Linked DNA regions of Homo sapiens: all the other regions are linked to region 2. Evidence: chromatin loops called from intact Hi-C (ENCODE). Cell type or tissue: GM12878. All regions are shown on one strand. Region 1 has its middle 90 kb from the start of LINC00358. Region 2 holds the start of LINC01075 (long intergenic non-protein coding RNA 1075). Region 3 has its middle 16 kb from the start of LINC01074.

Region 1 (8,000 bases), 91 kb after region 2:
AAAATTATTTTTAATTATTTTGGGTACATAATAGCTTATTCATGGGGTACATGTGATTTTTTGATACAGACAGACATGCAAAGTGTAATGAACAAATCAGGGTAATTGGGGTAATCATCACCTCAAACATTACCGCTTCTTTGTGTTAGGATATTCTAATTCTACGTTTTTAGTTACTTTTGAAAATATACAATAAATTATTATTAACTATAGTGACCCTATTGGGCTATTGAATACTAGATCTTATTTATTTTATTGAACTGTATTTTTGTGCCCATTTTAAGACTAATAATTGACTGTTTTATTTTCCTAACAGCTGAGCTAGCCTTATGGGACTGGTCATGGATCATGTTTCCCTGTATGGTCAAAGAAGAGAGACATTGTTATGGAACATAGCCAAGAATAGCATAGATTAGTTTGCAGATAGAATGTTCCTGTCATTATTATTAGTTTGCAGATAGAATATATATATTATTAGTTTGCAGATAGAATGTTCCTCTCGTTATCATAATTTCTCTCCATGATTATATGTTTCCTTTACTATATTCCACCACAAAAAAGGAAAAGGGAAAAGTTCTGTGGATCAAGGCTGAGATCACAATGTTTCTGGTATGAGGATATAAATCTCTTATGTCCATGTTCATTGCCTTTTCCTATTCAGAGAATACCTCCATAAACAAAAACACACATATAAATATACTAAAGGCATCTATATGTATAGTCAAGTGTTCTTGAGATAAAAGGATACTATAGTATAAGAACTTGACCTTGTTTAAGAGGTCAATACTAATGAAATGCACCCTAAATTCATGAATGGTCTTCACAAAAAAAAATCTTCCTTCAAAAAACAAATCAGTGAATTATGTAACTGTGCTTTCTCTGAACAAAATATCTAAGTCTTGCAATACACTATTTATGCCATCACAGAAATCAATTTTTATTGTTTTTGTATTTTGCTATTTTTCAAAAACAGAAATAGCTAAATTAGTTGTGAAGTGTACATATATTTGTAAGACTGTCCTTATTAATATGTAAAAAACTTCCTATTATTTCACAATTTACCCTTTCTCTGTAATCCTTTTACACTACCTTTTTGCTTCTCTTTGCTTTTTTTAAGTAGAACCTATTGCTATATCTTCCTGATCACTGATATTTTCTTCTAGAATGTCTAATCTGCTATTGATCACACCCAGATAAATTTGTATTTCACATATTTTATTTTCATCACGTTTCATATAGTTGTTAAAAAAATGTAATTTCTCTTCTCATTGATTATGTGTTTCTTTGAATATTTGTACCTAGATTTAATAATTCTTTAAACTCAGTGGTCTAATAATTTCATGACTTCTATCTTTTTCGAGTCTTTATATATTAACTGACTTTTACAATTATAGGTCACTTTTTTCCTTTCATTTAAAAATTAGATATTCCATATGGTTAAATTTATTTTGTTGAGTGTCTAGAGTCTATTAATCTTCCTTTCTTTAAGAATGTTTAGTTTTGCTTTTGATAGTTAAACTAGTTACAGTAGGGCCTATTCCTTTTTAGCCCACTTTAAAAGTTTTATATGACTAGTCTATGAAGAGCTTTAATCTGCCGACAGTTCACTCTGACTTCACCGTTCAATGTGCTAGTGACAACCAAGGAGGCTTTGTCTTGGCTGTTCAAGGGCTCAAAAATTTTCTTACTCTGTGTGAGCTGCAGAAGTTGTTCATCTTACACCTCCCAGTTTTTTCTTCACTGTTTCACGTACTTTTACTTAATACAAGAGGGGCCAGGCCGAACATGTAGAATGACCTAGATAGGACAACTGTGCAAATTTGTGAAGTCTTTTTGGCATAGTTTCCCATTTTTCTAGAACTCTGCTTTACAACTTTGAGCTACCTCAGACTCCAAAAACTCTTGATTTCTGCCTTTTCAACTCAGTGAAGCCCCCATACTCTGGGTTTCCCCTTTTCTCTGTCCATAGTTTGGAAATTGCTTCCCAACAGAAAGCTCAGGTAGCAATTTCATCTCTTTTGTTTCCTTTCTCCCAAGGATGGATTTGTACTGCCTATTGTCCAATTTTTAAAAATTTGTTTCACATGTGTTGTCTATTTCCTACCTGTATATGGAGGAACCGTTTCACCAATGGCTGAAAAATGAAAATCTCTTTTTTTTTCAAATTATTACACATCTATAGTTTATCGATGATAATTTCTTTTTCTTTTTCTTTTTCTTTTTTATTTTTCTTTTTTTGAGACGAAGTCTCACTCTGTTGCCCAGGCTGGGGTGGCATGATTTCAGCTCACTGAAAGCTCTGCCTCTCAGGTTCACGCCATTCTCCTGCCTCAGCCTCTCGAGTAGCTGGGACTACAGGCGCCTGTCACCACGCCCGGCTAATTTTTTGTGTTTTTAGTAGAGACGGGGTTTCACCATGTTAACCAGGATGGTCTCGCTTTCCTGACCTCGTGATCCGCTCACCTCGGCCTCCCAAAGTGCTGGGATTATAGGCGTGAGCCACTGCGCCCGCCCAGTATATCAATGACATTTTCTAAAGGCTATAACTAGGAAAGTTACTCTTTTCAAGAAGTGTATCTAGTTCTTTCTATTGTTAACATCTTTGTCATTTAAAAAAATTATATCTATATTAGCTATACAGTTATTAAGCCGTGACTTGGCCGAGCTTGCTGCCTGCTTTCTTTCCTCCCTTCCTTCCTTCTCTCTTTCTCCTTTTCTTTCTCTCTCTCTCTTTTTTCTTTCTGCAGAAATGCACTATACTCATAGAAGAGCAATTGTCACTCAATACAGATTTCCTTTTATCTTGTGTACAATGAATTATTGCACGTATATATTGATTGCACTCATCAATTGCCTTCAACCAGTCAAGATGAAAATGTTTTCCCTACTTTTTCCCATGAATACTTTGCTGTATTTCTAACAGTGAGGTTTAGAAGCTCCTTTCTTTTCTTGCTGTTATCTTTGCTCCCCATTCATAAGAGAGCTACAATATAATAGTAAATATTACCACCATAAAAAATAAATACAGAAAACACATTGAAACCAAATAAATTATTCAAAGCCTATTTCTAGGGCAAAAATGACACAATATTCAGCCTAACTTTGTCTAAAGTAAAATTATTAATATTGTGAAGCACAAATCCAATATGTGACAAGCAGGTTGGAATCCTTTATAACTAGAATTTCTCATAGAGCAGTGATTTTTGAGTTAAGATTCCCACTGGAGAGCTTTAGTCAGTTCTGATTTTTCCGGGGAACTCCTAAATCATTGCCGTTTAATCCTTTTGATGTCAATGTCAGGAAGTATTCTCCAGAAAACCAAAATAACTGGTCTCTTGAAGCTGCCTAGCAGTCTAGCATAGCACCAGAGGCTCTTTCTGATTCTTATCTATCTAAGGTTGTAAGTGAGTCCTGAAAAGGAAGAAGGGAAGGTGCTGAATTCTAACTTGCCTCAACACTTTGGTCCCATGCCAGCTCTAGATCTGAATGTAAGAATTGGAAGAGGAAATTTAGCTACAATACAATTGAAGGCCTTATTTGGTTTTAACTGCTTGATCAATGTGTTTTTAATTTTTCGTCTGACTTGCTCTATTAAATAGTTCTGAACATCAACCAAAATCAGAAAGAAAAGCTTATCATACTAATTTTGATTCAATGATGAACGTTTTGTTGTCACCCCTCAACATTTAATTCCCAAAAATAAATATTCCAAGATGTTTTCATGTTGCTACTATATTATGGTTTGTCTAGATCTTTAGTGATTCTTATTTTTCTCTTCCACTGATAATTCTCTACAGCATGCCTGATTTTGCTAGAGTCAATGAATGGATTGAGAACAGCACTTGAGGGACAGAAAACGGACACTATTCTGTGCACAAAACCAAGGAACCAAAATACTTAAAAAAAAAATAAAAGATTTTTTCAGTGTCTTAAGACCCACAAATAACCTTGAAGACAAGAAACTTTAGTTCTATTACATCTTTGGAATTGCTGAAAAAGCTGTAATAAAAATAAAAGTAGATAAACATTGCCACCCAGTGTTCAGTTTCAGGTATTGTATAAATTACAAACCTAATATCAGAGATTTTTCTTTCTTTATCCACAAGGTTCCAGATTAAGTCTTTAATCATTTATATCCTGAAAGATCTTGCTTCCTTATTTGGGAATCATATTCTATCTCCAAAAATTGATTTGTTTATTTCAATCCGATATTCTTTTCAGCATTTCGATGGCCTTGTATCTCAGAGTAGCTGGAATTTATTCAACATCCTATTAAAAATATCTAGTTTTAAATAGCGCAATAAAATATGTATGTATGCATATGCATCAGTGTACATTTTTCCTTGAATAATATTCTGTATCTTTTCATCTAAAATCATAAATGATTATAAATTTAATTTTAAAAGGACAAAACCATTATTTTTAGTTTCCACTGTTTAGTATGCATCTGCAGTCAAAAAAATTTTGGAAGGTAAATTAAGATCCATTGATGTGAATTTTCTATTTACATAGTGATATATTCAGACACATACTCAATGGGAGTTTCAAACATACATACCTCATTGCAAAGTCTGAAGTAGCATCCCCACTTTCTGTCCTCCTAAGTTCATAAACGTAAAGAAGTTACACTAAACATATGTGTTACTTATGACAACTCGTTAACCAGTTTCTTTTGCCTAAAAATATATTCTAATTTTAAATCAATTCTGTAGCAATTCATGAAAAGAAAATTTTAGTGAAACAGAGTTGGTAACAAGACAAGTAAATATTTAAAATATTTAGAAAGGTACATGGAGAAAGATACAAGAGAAGGCACATATCCTTAGGAGAAAAAGACTGGTGCCAGGAGAAAAAACAAAACTATTTTTGAATTCTAAAAATTGCCTAAATTCCAAATAGAGTGTCCTTCTTCATTTGCATCTTTTTAAAGACTAATTAAATCTCAGTATAATTCAGCATCATATATCCTGCATGCTCTAGTTTTTAAAGGAGAGGATGAAAAAGGAAAAAAAAAACACCAAAAAACTCCTACTTCTTTTTTATTTCTAGGTAGACACACTCATTAATAGATTTGTTTTAATAAATGCTATTTTTGTAATAGAAGTCATCATAATCAGTTAAGAGAGAAAAGCCTAAGAGCTTAGACTGAGACAATGCCTATTGAACAAGATGAAGAAAATAGAGCTCTCCTGAGATTTATGATTAAAACCAGGATGAGTAAAAAACAAAGCAGGAAAAGAAATAGTGTCAGTAATGTCATTTGAAAGCAAAAATCATTCAGTTCCATAAATTAGCTACGTATAGTGCAGCAGTAGAGAAAGAAGGGTATTCTTTTTGCATTGTTACAAGGGAAGTGGAAAATAATTAAATGATACTGTAATCAGAGAACAACTGTTGTATATCTTTAGCCAAAAAAGTTTAGAAAATAAAAATATCAGCTCAGTGTGATGGCTCATGCCTGTAATTCCAGCACTTTGGGAGGCCGAGGCAAGCCGATCACTTGAGGTCAGGAGTTTGAGAACAGCCTGGCCAAGATGATGAAACCCCCGTCTCTACTAAAAATACTAAAGAAAACCAGGTGGGATGGCGTGTGCCTGTAATCCCAGCTACTCAGAAGGCTGAGGCAGGAGACTCTCTTGAACCCAGGAGGCAAGAGGTTGGATTGAGCAGAGATTGCACAACTGCACTCCAGCCTGGGCAACAGAGTGAGACTCGATCTCCAAAAAAAAAATAATAGTAATACATATGTTTGTGTGTGTGTGTGTGTATATGTGTGTGTGTGTGTGTGCATATATATCCTTGATGAGTATTTTTCTAAATGCTTGTGAGCTAACATTTTAACAATGTTTGCTCTATCTTTCTTTGGTTTGAGGTTTTAGTCTGAATAAATGACAATTTTTTTAGCTTTTCATTGAAAACAGATAAGCAATGTTTTTTTAAAATTTTCTTTTTACATACTATATTTTCTGTTGTCTATGAAGGTTGTTTTATAGGTAGTGACTTAACAAATCTAAAATTAATTACCATAATTACATTTGTAAACATGAAGGGTGAGTTTTATGCAATGTGTAATTTTAAATATAGTCACAAAAAGACATGATAAATAGTTGAGAGGATGGATATGCTAATCAACCTTATTCAATCATCCTACAATGTATACACTTGTCAAAACACCACATTGTACTCCATGAATATATACAATTTATACTTTTTCAATTAAAAATTGTAAAAATTAAAAAATAGATTTTAAAAAAGAACTTTAACTCTTTCCTCAGTTACTAATTTTACTTCAGCTTGACACCCTCTCTAAAGGGTGGGGAAGAAAAGGCAAAAACCTGATTATTTGCATGTTTTGACAGCAAATTTGTGCAGAGCTATCAATTCGAATAAAGGTTTCAAAATCATTAATGTAACTTGGATATGTTTTTCTTGTTTTCTCTTTAGGAAGAATTAAATACAATAAATTTTAAGAATATATTCTTATATAATCTTCCTGAAAATAAAAAAAAACATGCCTATGTGATAAATGCCTCTTTAGAATCTTAAAAAATTGAAGTAGATATTGATTTCCCTTGCTTTAGCATTAAAGTAAAAACAAATTCACAGTAAACATAAACTAACCTATACACATTATGGGGCTTCTGAAGTCAAACTCTCATACATTTATCAAAGCCAGAGCTTTTTTACATGAGATATATGTATATGCATATATATATGCAAGATATATATATGAAAGATATATATATATATGCAAGATAAAATAAGATTGTCCTGTAATGATTTTTTTACTTATTTTCATCTTTCTGAAATGCGAGTAGATGACATTTTTAATGAAATCTGATGGTAAAGAACCAGCAATAACATAACTTTCTCTTGAATTTTATTTTCTGAACAATGTCCTCCATCCTTAACTGTTTTAATTTTCTTGCGATGGAGTCTATCTTGTTGCCCAGGCTGGAGTGCAGTGGCAAGATCTTGGCTCACTGCAACCTCCGCCTCCTGGGTTCAAACGATTCTCCTGCCTCAACCTCCCAAGTAAGTGGGATTACAGGCACACACCACCATGCCTGGCTAATTTTTGTGTTTTTAGTAGAGGTGGGGGTTTCACCATGTTGGCCAGGCTGGTCTCCAACTCCTGTCCTCAAGTGACCCACCCACCTTAGTCTCCCAAAGTTCTGGGATTACAGGCATCAGCCACCAGGCCCGGCCCACCATCGTTAAAGTTTTTCCCTCTCATACTATAATTGAGTGCAGGCCTGACTTGCAAGGTCAAAAACAGGACTAAGTGCAGTGAAAGGAAAGTGATTTTATATCTAGAACTAGCAGTGGGGAAGCAGGCATGCTACATCCCACTAGAACCAACTTCAATAGTTTGGGCTGAAGAAAAGGGTTTAAAAAGGGGAAGCTTGATATGGGAGGTCTGCAGGAGTTGTACAAGGTGCAGAAACTGTGAATCTTGTTCTAATGCCTGTATTGAGTTATGATCCACTGGGAGTGTGGGATGGTGTCATCTTGACAGTAACCAGGCTGTAGATTATTGGTTTTGAGGCAATCATTAAGTGGAGGTGAATTCTGCAGCTGGGCCTTCATGCCTGGTTTGTTTTCAGTTAGGCCCTGGAATTTCTTAATAAGCATATAGTTAGGTAACCTTGCATGGGGTAAGGGGGAACATGGTGGGAAAGAGAAGGGAGGGGAATTTCATAGTAGGTTTCAAGGCTATATTTTAAGATGAAGAAAAACAAGTTTTCTACCTTTTGCTTTGAGGTTACATCTTGAGACTGGGAAGGAAGGAGGAAAAAAAACGTTTAAAATGCATTTTGAAGCTAACCTACTCAATTACAATACTAGATATTGGATGAGAAAAGACTGTACTCCAAAACTGTGTCTTAGTGTACAGGGAGGACACATTCAAGAAACTAACCTAGAAATGATTAACCTATTGAAACGGGAAAAGTTCCCTTGTCCACCTCACAAGGCATGTGATGTGGTGTGGCTCACTT
Region 2 (8,000 bases):
AACTGTAATAGTTTTACTTATTGTCTTCTTTTATTAATCAAAACTTACCAGCTCTCCACAACCTTACTATGCCAATTAACTTTCTCAAAGAGTAATACATGTTTCTTTTTTTGCATAAAACCTCTAACCTTCCCTTTGTTCTTTGGACCCACCAAAGACAACCCGATCCAGGTGTGTGTCCCAAGTTGCAATTCTTTCTTCTTAAATAAAATGTTTAACTTCAGAGATTTGTCTCTGTATATTTTATTTTACTTCACCATACGTTATGATACAAAAGAAATTATAACATATGAGTATAAAGTGAATTTTGATTGTTTACATCCCTTATTGGTATGAATAGCAAAAACATAAGTTGCTGTCTCATTACAATTTGAGACCCTTAATTCTACATATAGAATAAAGACTTTGGTGGTTCATTGAGTAAAACATTCATAGGTGTTTTATATGTATATGAGAATATACTTGGGAACTTTTCTTGTTGCTTCAAAATTTTACTAGAACTTCAAAACGGAGGATAAAGCACACTACTGCGATCAGGTTTTAAGTAATGGTGCTAAACAAAATTTGGTGAGTCAAAAAATGTAAAAGATTGCCATTGCCATTCCTCTATTAGCTCTATCACACATCTACTGTTCAAATAAGGGTAGATTAGATTTCTGAGGAGATTCTTTAAGGAAATTATAGATGCAAAGAGATCTGGCATTTTATTAGGAAAAGACTGGATATTTCTGCCCATTCTTTTCCCCAATCTAAGGTGGGCATTCCTGGGAAGCCTCCCATAGACATTGGGGTTGTCATATAAGAGGACATTTTATCTCACACTCTTCCCATATATGTGCAACACTGTTGATACCTATATACACATTCATTGGGTGAGGAGGCAAGATCTGGTATTTATTTCTCAAATGGGAAAGTCTGAAGACAGTAGGTGACTCGATGATAACAAGGCACTATGAGAGGGGAGCCATTAGCCAAGCTGCGTTTTTACTATTTACTAACGTCGAGGGTACATTTTATTTTATTGAGGAAAAGACGGACAGAGGAAGATGAGGAAACTGAAGTTGTGATGAAAGAAATCTACCTAAGTTGGCAGCCAGCTAGAGTGAGGAAATTTCTACCAAAAGAAGCTATGATTGAAGTCCTAGAAGCAGGAATTGAGCAAAGGGTTTAAGAGACTGTATCTCCTATCACATCAGCCAAGTAAAAGGAAAATTGCACTTTTACTTATGCCCCTTCTGTCTTCTTTAAACCTGGAGTAACCACAAATGTCCACTGTGGGGGAGAGAGAGAACAAAATTTGAAAGAATCCACATTTCTGCAACTCCCCACATCCACCTCTGCAACTGCTAGTCTCTAGGCCACTGGTCAGGCCTCTACTGAGAGAATGAAAGGAAACTCAAAGTGAACATGAGTTTTAAGTTTTGATGTAGTCTGTTCTTAAATAAGTCTATTCTAACTTGGGAGGCCAAGGCAGGTGGATCACTTGGGGCCAGGAGTTTGAGACCAGCCTGGCCAACATGGTGAAACCTCATCTCTACTGCAAATACAAAAATCAGTGAGGTGTGGTGGCAGATGTCTGTAATCCCAGGTACTCCGGAAGCTGAGGCAAGAGAATCACTTGAACCCGGGAAGTGGAGGTTGCAGTGAGCTAAGATCACACCAACTTATTCCAGCCTGGGGGACAGAGCGAGACACAGGAAAGGGAAGGGAAGGGAACGGAAGGGAAGAGGAGAGGAGGGGAGGGGAGGGGAGGGGAAGGGAAGGGAAAAAGAAAGGAAAAATAAAGAAAAGAAAGAATCTATTCTGATAGCTATATGTTAATAAGAACCTTTAAGATTTGCTTGAGATGGGCTGGGCACGGTGGCTTACCACTGTAATCCCAGTGAGAGGTGACAATGTGTTAGCAGCCCTGGCTCCCTCTCAGTGCCTCCTTGGCCTCAGCGTCCTCTCTGGCCCTGCTCAAATAGCTCTTCTGCCCGCCACAGCGCTGTGGGGCCCCTCTCTGGGGCCGGCCGAGGCCGGAACCAGCTCCCTCTGCTGGCTGTGAGGTGTGGACAGGGAGGCACGGGCGCTCCTGGGCCGGCGAGGGTTCCTGGTGGGCACGGACTTGCCAAGCCCCTGGCGGTGGGACTGCCCTGGCTAGGTGCAAAGTCCAGGGGCAAATGCCAATGGGAGGTGAAGCTGGCTGGACTTCTGGGAGGGGTGGAGTGGGGACTTGCATAACTTTTGTGTCTAGTTAAAGGATTGTAAATGCACCAATCAGCAGTCTGTGTCTAGCTAAATGTTTGTAAATGCACCAATCAGCTCTCTGTCAAAACGGACCAATCTGCTCTCTCCAAAATGGACCAATCAGCTCTCTGTAAAATGGACCAATCAGCAGGATGTGGGTGGGGCCAGATAAGGGAATAAAAGCAGGCCACCGGAGCCAGGAGCCGCAACCAATTCAGGTCTGCCTTGGGGGTGTTCAGTGTTTTTTATTTTGCTCATCACAGTGAATTTTAAGACTGCTCAGTGTTTGGGTCTGCACTGCGTTTATGAGCTATAACACTTACTGCAAAGGTCTGCAGTTTTACTGCTGAAGCCAGTGAGACCAGGAACCCACCTTAAGGAAGAAACTCCAGACCCATCTGAACATCTGAAAGAACAAATTCTGGACACACCATCTTTAAGAACTGTAATCCTAACTGCAAAGGTGCGTGGCTTCATTCTTGAAGTCAGTGAAACCAAGAACCCACCAATTCCGGACACACCAGCACATTGGGAGACCGAGGCAGGCAGAACACCTGAGATCGGGAGTTTTGAGACCAACCTGATCAACATGGAGAAACCCCGTCTCTACTAAAAATACAAAATTAGCTGAGTGTGGTGGCACATGCCTGTAATCCAGCTACTCTGGAGGCTGATGGAGGAGAATCGCTTGAACCTAGGAGGCAGAGGTGGCAGTGAGCCGAGATCGTGCCATTGCACTCCAGCCTGGGAAATGAGAGAAACTCCGTCTCAAAAAAATAAATAAATTGATTGTGATGTCATGAAGGTGCAAAGACAGTTAAAGATTACTGATATTGTTACAACACTGTGTTGATTGTAGTAGTGGGAGAAAATACTGTTTTCTGATTAGTTTATCAGATATAGCTCATTATATATGTGGTGAGAGGTATGAGTGTCTTCATTTTCAAATCATAAAAAACTGTAGGGGGTTTACCAAGACTTAAAACTTGTTTGTTAAGTCTTTAAAGCCTTTGCTATATTTTACTAGGCATTCTATGGTTCCTTTAAGAATTTTATAGCTCATCATTTTAATTTTATTTAGTTTTTACCATATCAAGTGCAAGCTCAGATAAGTTTTCCAGATCTTTCATTAGTGTCAAGTCGTGTTAGCTAAAATGCACTTCAAAGTAGTTTCTAACGTTTATATATACTTTTCAGCAAGGCCAGACTTCTGACTACCCCATGATATACCTTCCGTATTCCTGTTTTTAAGTTTGCCTGGGCTGGTTCTTTCTTTAATAGCAATTTGTCACTTCTTGTCTGCCTATTTTGAAGGTATACAATTTTAAGATTCAGCTCAAGCTGGGTTTCCCAATACAAAAGAGCTTAACATGACTTGTTCTTTTCCACGTAATGTAGCTATAGTATTAACAAGCTAGGCTTTGAAAGAAAAGTAAAAGAAAATTTTAAACATTGTTGAAACATGACCACACCATTACACTCATTTGAAACAATTTATTTACCAGTGAGACATAAATTGTTTTTGTTGATTGCTATTTTGTAGTATAAGTTTGGATTGGCTAAGTATTGCAAGAAAGAGAAAGCTGATCTGGGAAAGACATCAAAATAAAGAGGAGTTGTATGCTTTAAATATAAAAATATAAAGCATTAACTATATTAGAATATATTTTACAAGTTCTTAACAATCATAGAATTCTAGAAATGGAAATTGGAAGATAAATATATTATTAGTGGTTAGAGGAAAATGAAAAATCTGCCTAATTTCCAGATGGCAGTTTTAATTTTATTTCCCTGTATCTATAAAATAAAGGTATTATTAGATTACACACGTATTTATATGTACATAGCTGTACTATAGTGACATAAATATATTTATAATATATATTACTATCACTTAGGTATAATGATTAATGACTACTAATTAAGAACTGATCCGTGTAGATCATTTACATGAAAAACAAAGAAATATATGCTAAAATTACATCATGAGAAAAAATGTCCCAATGTCAATGAATACATTTTATTTCTTAATTTAATGATGCAATATTATCAGTAAAAGAATATTCAAGGTAGCAAATAACTTGGATGTGAATTTGATTTCCATAAAAATTTTACTTAGGCTTCTAAATTTACTCCTCAACTTTACACAACCCATGCTCTGAATCTACCATGTTGTTTCCTTGATTTTCTTTGTATTTTAGGAGACATATAGAAACTCCTAAGAATATAGTAAAAGTACAAAGAGAAGATAGAGAGAGATCCCCAAAGAAATTAACAGCCCCCTAATTGCTAATTAAAAGCTCTTTGCTTTCTCTCCACATGGCCAGTACAGCTGCTTCACATCCTATCACTGAAAAGAAACACATAAATTCAAAGACGATATTGAGAGCAGCACCTGGTTCTGAGTGCACCTGTCGTGATGAGAGTATATTTCATACTGTCTGTAAATTAACATTTCCTAGGGCCCCAAAAGATGATTTTTTTCCCTCATTCAACTTCTTCCGTTGTCCCCAGTGTAAAGAATCAGTAGTTTCGCTTCCATTTTCGATACTAAATATATCATATCGTTATTTGCTTCACTGGTGCAGACACCTGCCTCCTGCTGTAAACGCCGTGTTCCAGCTCTAAAAGATTTCCCCAGGGCTTCCCATTCAAGTATTGGCTTGTAACTATGGCTTAATATCGTGTCAAAATCTCTTAAGGAAGATACAGCCTGTCACGTCATTTAAAGATTGAACCTTCATCTACTGAGATTCTGAAAATGTCCTTTGAGTGTTTGAAGCATGAGCAGACAAATAAAAGGCTAACAAGTCATTTGTAAAGATAATAGCTAACAGCAAGCATTCTCCTTTCCCTACCCCCTTTCCATTAAATGTTGATAAAGAAAAAAGAGAGCAGACTGCAGGGCCCTAGTTTTCGTTATTTGTAAACAGGTCAGAGGAAGCTTAAAACTCAAGTGTTTTAGACATGGAAAAAAAATATCTCCAACATCCTGCAAGGATTCAAGCATCACTGAAACGTGAATGAGATGTCAGTTTTCTGAAGGAAATAATTTTACAGACTCAGGATAGAGATGTGGTTGCTAAAATGCTTTTAATGATTTTTTAAATTCACTATATTATAGAAAATAAACTGGGTCTGTTTTTACCTCATGGTGGTTTTAATGCTTGGCTTGAAGAGTAGTAGAAAAAGCTTTACAAGTTGGGAAGAAGATCAGGAACCCCCTGTGGAATTTGGTAAGTGGAATAGTCAGTTCTACATTTTTGAATTACCATAATTCATACAAATCTCATAGGTGGCAAATAAATAACTTTAATCTTTGTCATTTAGGAGAATCAAACTTCTCAATATACAGATAATCCTTGAGTTAAGATGAGATTATATACAATAAAGCCATTATAGATAAAATATATTGTAAATAAAAAATGCATTTAATACCCCAACAAACCCATTCTAAAGCTTAGAGGGAAAGAGAGCCATCAGGTCAGGTTTGTATTTCTCAAATTCACAGTCATTGCCACCTTTGCTGCAGAAGTGGTCTGGCCTGAGTTTGAAATCCCGTCCTCCTGAAAATCAGAATGAGATGTTCCTAAAGAGCATTAACAGCATTTTTCAAAGAGAAATAAGCAGGGCAACATAAAATAATGTCTCGAATAGAACATGGCAAAACCCACACTAAAGCTGAAAATAACAAAGAAACCATTTTTGAGAACAGTGTTGATGTCCTACAGGTAGTATCCCCAGCCTTACTTCTTCCCTTCTATATCTTGAACTAAGATTACTGAAATACTAAACTCCTAAACTGCCCTTCTTTTGGAACAACATCAAGTGTATTAGGTTGGAGCAAAAGTAATTGCAATTTTTGCAATTAAAAAGCTGCAAAAAATTATTTTTGGGTACAAAAATAAAATGGACTTTGCTTCTCTGATCCTTGATTGGAATCACTCGCCACAAGTCCAAACTCTGTGAGAATACCTCCCCACTCAGCCTTTCTGAAATATACCATGGTTGCTCTAGTGTGCATTCTTCTTTGCTGCATTAAGCTATTCTGTTTGAATACAAGTACGCTCCTGGTAGATCTGGCATGTTGGTGTTTATTAGTGAGAATTTCATTATGACTTGATTGATATCCTTGCTGACGCAGACTAGGACTCAGTTACAGAATGAGATTCATTGAGTCTACTTGCTCAAGACCACCGTGCTTAAAATGGTGAGGCAATTCTTGCACTGAATCTGAACTCTGAATACTTTCTTGAGTCCTTTGGTATTAGTGCTATTTTATTTGTCATAAGAATAAAATCTTTAAGGAATTTTTGGTTATATTGTCAAATTTGTGCTTATTTTTTTTAATGACAATTTTGTTACTGAAATTCTAGGGCTTTAGTCTATGTCCTGTTAGCTTGCCACACAGAAAGCCAATCACTGAGACAATGAGTATTGCCAGGGATGGAGGCTTTATTCAGGTGATGTAGCCCAGGAGATGGGCAATTAGTTTCAACTCCATCTCCTCAACTGACTAAAATCAGAGGTTTATATAGCAAGAAAGAAATATAACCATGTGTGGGAAAACAGGAATAAGGGAGGGGTAAGGAAGAGAGCTGGTCAATAGGAAGTAGGTGGTTGGTTATACAGACATGTGAATGAGGGATCTGGTATTCATTGTCCACATGTGGTGATTTGGTAAGTTTCAGTTCCTTTACACTATCCTGATGGTTTGTTTTCCGAGAAAGGAACTCAGGTAAGACAGATGTAACTTTTTCAAGTTTTAAGACTGGGAAGGTCAACTTCGATGTTTATTCAAAAGAAACCACAAACATCAATTCTATGGGACAACTGGGACAGTTTCAGTTTGACAAAGCATGAATTTGTTCCCAGTCTTTCTGTTTGTCTAGTTATTATCTGAACAATTGTCTGTATATAAGGGTAGGTTTATAAAGAGTAGAATATATATATATATATACATATATATATATATATATACATATATATATATATATATATGGGTTGTATGAGCCTGTATTCTAAGCCAGTACCAAACCCTAATGTGTTCAGAAGTTCTATCACAGCTGCTTCCTTTGCTTTGTTTTTCAAAATTTAATAGGAATTTCTTCAGTTTTGGATCTGTGAAATTTGCTTTGAGATCAATCTCCTGGCCACACATTTGCTGGCTAAGGGACTGCTATCTGACCCAAAATAAGCCCATTGGGTAGTATTGCTTTGGCTCGTCCACTAATAAGCTTGTGCTACCTCTGGAAGAATGCTGGGTTCTTTTATTATTGTTGCTGTTATTATTATTATTGTTGTATTTATCTTTTTAAATGGCCTAACACTGACTTGACCATTTCAAATTGCAGTGGTTACTTAGAAAATTTTTGACACCTAGAAGATTGTTCATTTGAGAGTTACCTTAGAACAACAACAATAAAAAGAATCATTCACAGGGAAATCCTGTGTCTTATCTATGTAAAAGAGGGGTTAATTTGTTTAGCATAAGAGACATCCTTTCTTTCTTTCCACATTTGAGCATTGATAAGAATGACTATTTTAATCATATACTCTTAAAAGAATTTGGTTCTTGATTAAATTTTCTGTATATGCTGAATTATTGAATATATATAAACATAAATTTTCCTTCCTAATTGATAAGGAAATTCATAATTAACCTCCTATAATAGTAAGTCCATATATAGTAATATTTGTGTTTGAGTATGTGGCTTCTTCTAATTTCTTCCATCTCCTTTTCCCCAATTTTTTTCTTCTTGTCTCTCACA
Region 3 (8,000 bases), 95 kb before region 2:
TTTTTCTTATAATAGCTTAATCGCATTTCTAATGTGTGAAACTAATGTGAAAAATACAGTGAAAAAATTGTGTAATATATATCATAATGTATACATTCATTAAAAGGTGTTAGTGAATGTATTACATTGTTTGATGATACATCCACCCCTTCATCTCTTTAAAACATGATTCATGTGTCTTTTAGAAAGAATAATAATATGATAAAGAAATTTACTAAGAATATGCGCATCTAAAATTTAATAGAGCCATGTTAATGTTAAATAAGCTTTAAAAGGCCGGGCGTGGTGGCTCACGCCTGTAATCCCAGCACTTTGGGAGTCCGAGGCGGGCGGATCACAAGCTCAGGAGTTTGAGACCAGCCTGGCCAACATGGTGAAACCCCATCTCTACTAAAAAAATACAAAAATTAGCTGGGCATGGTGGCATGTGCCTGTAATCCCAGCTACTCGGGAGGCTGAGGAGGGAGAATTGCTTGAACCCAGGAGGCAGAGGTTGCAATGGGCCGAGATTGCTCCACTGCACTCCAGCCTGGGCAATAGGGCAAGACTCAGTCTCAATAAATAAATACATAAATAAATAAATAAGCTTTAAAAGAAAATAAAGCAAGGGAGCTTTCCAAAGTGAGTTATGGAAGATCAAATTATTTACTAAATAAATAATAAAAATGGAGGCACAAGCTTATAAAACCAAATAGCATGAGTCATCCTATTCATTTGCTAACTTGATATGTGTGATGATATATTTGGGAGACATTATAAAAAGTAGTGTGCCCCAGCAAATTTTCCCCAACTCATGAGAGTGGATTGTGTGTATCTCTTTCCAACTCTGCATCGTATTTTTACTCTAGGGAGTTCTTTTCACTTTATGTTAGGGCAAACTTCACAAAAGAGCAAAATTCTTAAGAGGTCAGGACTACCCAAAATGGTACCTTGTCAATAAAATTTCTCAGGGCGAAGTACACCACATACAGAGTCAGCATGTCAAACTACCCTATCAGAATATATTTTAGGAATTTTTTTTGTTTACTCCTCTAATATTAAATTCACTATAGTCATATGCTTTGCTATACACTAGATATAAAAACCTAGGGTCTCTTTCCTCAAGAAGCTTATAGTCTAGTCATAAAATAGAGATTAAATACATAAATAAATCAATATGAAACTAGAAATTTAGAAAATTTATATTAAGATCATGAAAATGTGCCATAGTAGAAAATAACTAAGGCAAATCTAATTAGAAAAGATGTTTGGAGACAACCTCTCTGAGATGATATTTAAACTGAGATTTGGAGGATAAAATGAAGCAGGCCTTGTGAAGATCCACAGAAAATGCACCCCTGGCAGATGGACAAGCATGAAAGGGCACTAAGTAGGACTGTCCTTGGCTTGTTTTAGGAACTCTGAGCAGGCCATTTGGGCTGCAGCAAAGTCTGTAACTCGAATGCTTATTAGAGCCAGTCAAGTTAGGTACATGAGTTAAATAGAACAATGTCAGTGTCTTTAGTTGTATTTTTTTCAACCATATACACTTCATTTGCATATTAATGGAATCTTAATTGTATTATTCCCACAGGGACACTCTGTGATTGCATATAAAACACATAGGAATATGTTTTACTATCAGAAAGAAATATGCTCTGTCCTAATTTTTGTGATACACACTGGTCCTTTGGGTCTATCTTTTGTTTTCTCCTTCAACTTGGCAATACCAAAAACAGCAGGGCAAGCTCAATGATAAATGTCAAATGACAGTGGATCTCAGTATTAAGGTAACAAGATGGTGACATGTCTCTGGTGAATTGAGAATGCACATTTCATATAAAGATTAGAGTCTCTACCCAACTCAAGTGATGGAAAGAAGGTCCAGGTTAGGTTGAAATTATGATTTTTAAAGAAGAACTTAGATCTAAATATTTACACATAATCTCCACATTTTTCAATATTGGCAAATAGTTTTGCAAAAAACAAACACACAGGGATTACTATCAAGACTATATAATACTCCTTTCCATTGTCAAGAACTGTGGAGGGCCTAAGATTTTACCCTACTTGCAATCTAACAAGTTATTCTTCAACAGTTTCATCAATTCTGGAAAAAGATGTGAGATTCCTGTGTCAGAGAAAATGGACAGTTTATTACTCACATAACAGTGGTGGCCAGGTTATCAGCATTTGTGTTGGTTCTTCCAGTCTCATTCCCCACTGACCAAGGCAGAGCCAGCTGACACCTGCATATGTGTGGATTGCATTATAGAAAAGGAAGAACCTATTATTTTAGAATAATTTTATAATTATTTTTATGATGGCAAAACACATCTGCCATTTTGGTCTAGGTATAGATGTCATCTTTGTCTTCCAAGGCTTTAAGCAGACCCTTAGCTCTGAAGGGATACTAACTCTGTCTTCCAAAGTTACTCACTATATAAACTTATACTTAAGAAAATTAACTAGAATGGACAGTTGTTGTCTCTGTTTGCAAGATGTCTGGAAACATAAGAGACATTGAAAATTGTCTCTCAACATCTATAGGCCTCAAAATATCCACTTCTGCACTAAAGCATAATGAGTGAGAAAGGAGACTCAATTAAAATAATGTTTCTTGAGATAGGCAAGAGCCAGATTGTAAAAGAGCTTATACACAAAAGCCCCTTTATATTAAGTTTAATGGAAATCCATCGTTGAACATTGAGAAGAATAACATGAGCCACTTTACATTTTCAAAAGCTCATTAAGGTAGTCAGATGGGGAATGGACTTTGCTGGACCAGACTGATAGAGGTGAACCACTTAGGAAAGGCAACTAAAGATGTCTAGACATGATATCAGTGATGTCAGAGCAGACGAAGGAAACCAGATTGATAATATCATCTTATGATAACACTAGAGATTGAATCTATATTCTTGACTGACAAATAGGGAGCAAAATGGAAAGAAATTAATTAAGGGAGTCTCACAGTTTATTTGAGAGGGGAAGCAAGTGATGGAATATGGGGAAAAACAACAGTTAAATTTTTGTTATATTTCAGATATTTACTAAATATTTATAGACAGAATCAAATCAGGTATTTAAATATATAATTTGGAGACTCAGATAAGTGTTTTATATCATACATACTATGTTGGAAGCAGTTGTCAAATAGATGGCATTTAAATGATGGGTATGAATGGAACCACATATGGATGGCATAATAAAAAATATAAACAACCAAAAGATGGATTTTTGAAGAAAACTAAATTTTTAGAAGCTTTTTGGGGATTTAGAAGTGAAAGAGAGAGCTTTTTTTCTTCCTTCTCTTTCTTTCTTTCTTTCTTTTTTTTTTTAACGAGTTCTTGCTCTGTCACCCAGGCTGAAATGCAGTGGTGTGATCATTGTTCGCTGCAACCTCAAACTCCTGGGCTCAAGTGAATGGTTCATTTGAGAAGAAGATGTAAATAATGCTTTAGAAATAAGTGCAGTGCAAGTCATTTAAATGTGATCCATAGCATCTGTGGAGAAACAGTCTTTGACTGAGGGTGAAACACGAAACACTTTCACTTTCACAGAAGAAGAGAAAATAAAAATAGACTCAGAGGCAAATCTGTTGAGCATTTCAGCTAAAAAAAAGATGAAGGGATCTGTGTCTCACAGCTTTTATTTTCTCAATCACATAAGAGTTAAAGTCATCAGCAGAGAGAAAAGTATGGCAGGTTTGAGGAAAGAGGAAAAGGTAGAATACGATATGTGTAGAGAGTGAGCAGATGATCTTTGCTAAGTGCCCACATGATGTTAGTATTCATAAATTTACATTAACATTCTCATTGCAGGATGTGGAATTTTCTTCAGGAATAAGTAATTCCATTAGTAAAACATACAGAAAATAAATGTTTGGGTTTACCAGTGATTAGAGTACCAGACAAATATATCTGAAGGCCAAATGGACAAGGTAATTAAGGACATTTTCAAGAGAGGGATTGTGATAATGAACCATAGAATCTACACTGGATAAAGAAGAAAGCAAACATTGGACTGTCCACATAAAAATGTAGGGTTGGAGTGCGTGTATTCTTTTTTCCCATGAGAGTGAAAAGTTGTTTCTATGAGGCCACTTTAGGAGGAAACGTGAATAGATGAAAAATAATGGTTTGAACTGAATGCATGAATTTGTGATTTTTAGAAGTTCTACTGTTTCTGGTGTTAAAGCAAGTTAAGATGGACACCAGGTCAGAAGAAACTCTAAACAGACAAAGCCAGTTAGGCCTCATAAGTAACAATAACCTTGCTAGATCTGCAAACAGAAGCAAAACTTAAGCTATGTTTTATAAATGTCTATAGAAAGAAAAATGAAACTTAAGGCTAGCCAATAGAAGCTGCTAACTAACTTAAAGTTATATAACTGCAGACTTTTCAGCAGAATAGGTCAAAGAAGGCAACTGAATAACCATAACCAATCAATTTTTTTGTCTGTTTGTTTTACTTCTGTGTTTACTCTATAAAAGCATTCGCTTTGTGTTCCCTCAATGGAGCCCCCAAACCACTTCTGTTTTGGAGAGGACCAATACATGAATCACTGTTTCAGCAAATAAACTCTTTAAAAATTTTACCTGCCTCAGTTTTCCTTTTCATACTGGTGATGATAGTTTTTAAAGAGTTTGTGGCAAAAGTAAAAGGGAGGAAATGTACGCTGATGATCAAAGAACAGAGAAACGCAGACTTATCCATGTGATATATTATGCTTACTGAGATCAATTAGAAGTGTTGAAGGAGAAGGAATATTGTGAATCAGATAATAAGGTAAAGAGCAATAACCTTGACTGCAGCATAATAAAAATCATCAGAGGTACTTGTAGATTATTATTTTGCAGTTTCTAGACACTATTCCAGGAGGCTCTGAAAATGTAGACTTAGGTAGGGCTTTGAATTCTGTGCGTTTGCCAGTTATCTCCAAATATTTCTTTCATCAAACAGTTTGAGAAATATTGGGTTAGGACAAAGAAGTGTTCTCATCTCAGAATAGGAGATGCAGGCTTAGTAGTGCAAGGATATAGGGTAGAGTAGGAGCGAGATATAAAGCATGCATCAATAAAGATGAACTCAAAACTTCAAACAAGCAGCCAGCAGATTAGTGTTTACCAACATGTCTGATTGTGGATATGATTCTTCGGTGTTCTTCAGCTGGTCCTCCACCTCTTCCTCAAAAAGAATAACTGAATACTACACTATAAAAGGCGCTACACTAAGGTTTAACTGCTTAATGAGATTTCTAAACTGTAAAGGTATTTAGAAGTATAATTCTACAATTCCATGTATATACTGTTTACTAATGTTAAAATAAATCAGTGAGAATGCTTTCTGTCTCTTCAAAGATCATGGTATATAGTTTTTTCTACCAGATGTACAAAGAAGAGCTCATGCCATTCCTGCTGAAACTATTCCAAAAAACTGAGGAGGAGGGACTCCTCCCTAACTCATTCTATAAGGCCAGCATCATCCTGATACCAAAACCTGGCAGAGAAACAAAAAAAAAAAAAAAGAGAGAGAGAAATCTTCAGGCCAATTTCTTTGATGAACTTCGATGCAAAAATCCTCAACAAAATACTGGCAAACTGAACCAGTGGCAAATCAGAAAGCTTATCCTCCACAGTCAAGTAGGCTGTATCCCTAAGAGGCAAGGTTGGTTCAACATACACAAATCAATAAATGTCATTCACCACGTAAACAGAAATAATGACAAAAAAACACATGATTATTTCAGTAGATGAAGAAAAGGCTTTTGATATAATTCAACACTCCTTCATGTTAAAAATTCAGTAAACTAGGTTTTGAAGGAACATGCCTCAAAATAGTAAGTTATCTATAACAAACTCACAGCGAACATCATACGGAATAGGCAAATGCTGGAAGCATTCCCCTTGAAAACGATCACAAGACAAGGATACCCTCTCTCACTATATCTATTCAATATAATATTGGGAGTCCTTGCCAGAGCAATCAGGCAAGAGAAAGAAATAAAGGGCACCCAAATACAAAGACAGAAAGTCAAACTATCCCTGTTTGCAGATGACATGATTATATACCTAGAGAGATCCATAGTCTCCACCCAAAGGCTTTTTAAGCTGATAAACAACTTCAGCAAGTCTCAAGATTCAAAATCAACGTGCAAAAATTACTAGCATTTCTGTACATCAACAAGAGTCAAGCTGAGAGCCAAATCAAAACATATTCCCTTTCACAGTTGCCACAAAAATAATAAAATACTGAGGAATACAGCTATCTAGGGAAGTAAAAGAGCTCTACAAGGAATACCACAAAATACTGCTCAAAGAAATCAGAAATGACACAAACAAATAGAAAAACATTCCATGCTCATGGATAAGAAGAATCAATATCATTAAATGGCCATACTGCCCAAAGCAATTTATAGATTCAATTCTATTCCTGTTAAACTACCATTGAGATTCTTCACAGAACAAGAAAATACTATTTTAAAATTTATATGGAACCAAAAAAGAGCCTGAATAGCCAGGGTAATCCTAATCAGAAAGAACAAAGCTGGAGGCATCACTCTGCTCAACTTCAAACTATAGTACAGGGCTACAATAACCAAAACAGCATGGTACTGGTACAAAAACAGACACATAGACCAAAGTAACTGGGATTACAGGTGGGCCACCAGTACTGCTAAATTTTGTAATTTTTTGGAGAGACAGGATTTCACCATGTTGCTCAGGCTGGTCTCAAACTCCTGAGCACAAGCCATCCACCCTCCTCAGCCTCCCAAAGTGCTGGGATTACAGGCATGAGCCATTGTGCCATGCCTTTATTCAGCCTCACTTTTAAAAGTGTAGTTCTCAAACTTCATTACCCATAAGAATAAAGAAGAGAACTTGTTAACATATCAGATTACTAAACTCCATTCCAAACTTCTGATTCAGTTAATGAGGGAACACTGTGACTATTAAACGTAAACAAATATAGAAACTGATGAGCTATCTAGATGCATTTATTCCAACAACCACCATCTCTGTGTAAGTATGCTTGGGGTCGATTAATTCAAATTTGAAGTTCTTATGCCAGCTTTTGTGCTTCCAAGATATGAACAGTGAAAACAATTTATGCAAGTGAAGATAGGCTCTGAAGTGCCAGGGCCTAATTGATGAGTGATTAATGACCATTAATCAAAATTTAAACAATAAAACTAGAAAAGAAAATGAAACACCTAAACCTTACCATATCTAGTTATAATATTTCCGTAGAAGAAGTTAACTTTAAGACTCAGTAAAGTGTTGTGTCATTTTATTTGATTTGATTTGATTTTCTACTTTGATTTGAAATATTCATGCAAGTACATGTCAATTTTGGATCTTTTGTGCAGAAAATATCTAAAAACTCTTTGGGCTTGTCAGGAGAGCAACATTGCTGAATAATTCTAGTAGGCCTGATTCTGTTAAATCTCTGAATAGCCATATGTTCACTCATGACAAAACATTTTGTGAGAAAACAAAATATCTTATAAAAGACAATTGTACTTATGGTGTCCTAATATAGAATATTAATATAAATAAAAATTCACCCTATTTTTAGCATCTTTTAATTTGTATAGTTTTAATTTTTTCAACTTAACAATAATACAATTTTTTACAGATGTAATCTAATTTTGGTTTTAAATTCACAGTTGTATTATTCAGAGTTACTATATTTTATGGAATATATGTGAAAAGTCCACTTTAGAGAACTGCATTATTTGCAGATAGAGAGTTTTAGATCAAGTCAATTTGGTTTAATTAAAATGATCAAAACACATGGATTCACCTCTACCTAGATATGACAAGCTTTTCTTAAGGAATTTTAATATGTTAGCACGTGTTCAAACTCTAAATATAATTAGTCTGTATTGTATGTCCTATTTCTTTTTGGTTTACATTGAAAGGTAATTAAATAATATATTATGAACAAATAATTTTCAAATTAGTCAGTCTGCCATACTGCTATCAAGGTTTCTAGCCTTTTCATATCAGATGCAT

What was found. Peaks named below come from ENCODE experiments on the same cell type or tissue, not always from the same donor. Only the 100,000 strongest peaks of a DNase experiment are listed, where the experiment ranks them.
Region 1: it touches region 2 in a loop (4-fold over the local background); 2 of 110 quality-filtered maps call a loop at or near these places.
Region 3: a loop joins it to region 2, with 2.2 times the contacts of the local background. A loop is called at or near these places in 2 of 110 quality-filtered maps.

What each region holds. Positions count from the first base shown.
Region 1 is chr13:62,115,966-62,123,965 of GRCh38, reverse strand. No RefSeq gene overlaps it. Among named protein-coding and RNA genes, the nearest start is that of LINC00358, 90 kb to the right of the region's middle. In GM12878, a CTCF peak has its summit at 4,021 (motif pointing left); a DNase peak (open chromatin) is centred at 3,447.
Region 2 is chr13:62,206,499-62,214,498 of GRCh38, reverse strand. It overlaps LINC01075 (long intergenic non-protein coding RNA 1075), which reads right to left and starts at 2,217. Exons shown (of 4, transcript NR_125787.1): 1 at 1,870-2,217. RefSeq lists a silencer at 1,909-2,203 and an enhancer at 4,691-4,790. In GM12878, no CTCF peak of the experiment used is centred here; a DNase peak (open chromatin) is centred at 4,808; H3K4me3 peaks cover 936 bases; H3K27ac peaks cover 2,396 bases.
Region 3 is chr13:62,301,452-62,309,451 of GRCh38, reverse strand. No RefSeq gene overlaps it. Among named protein-coding and RNA genes, the nearest start is that of LINC01074, 16 kb to the left of the region's middle. In GM12878, no CTCF peak of the experiment used is centred here; a DNase peak (open chromatin) is centred at 3,471; H3K4me3 peaks cover 713 bases; H3K27ac peaks cover 1,457 bases.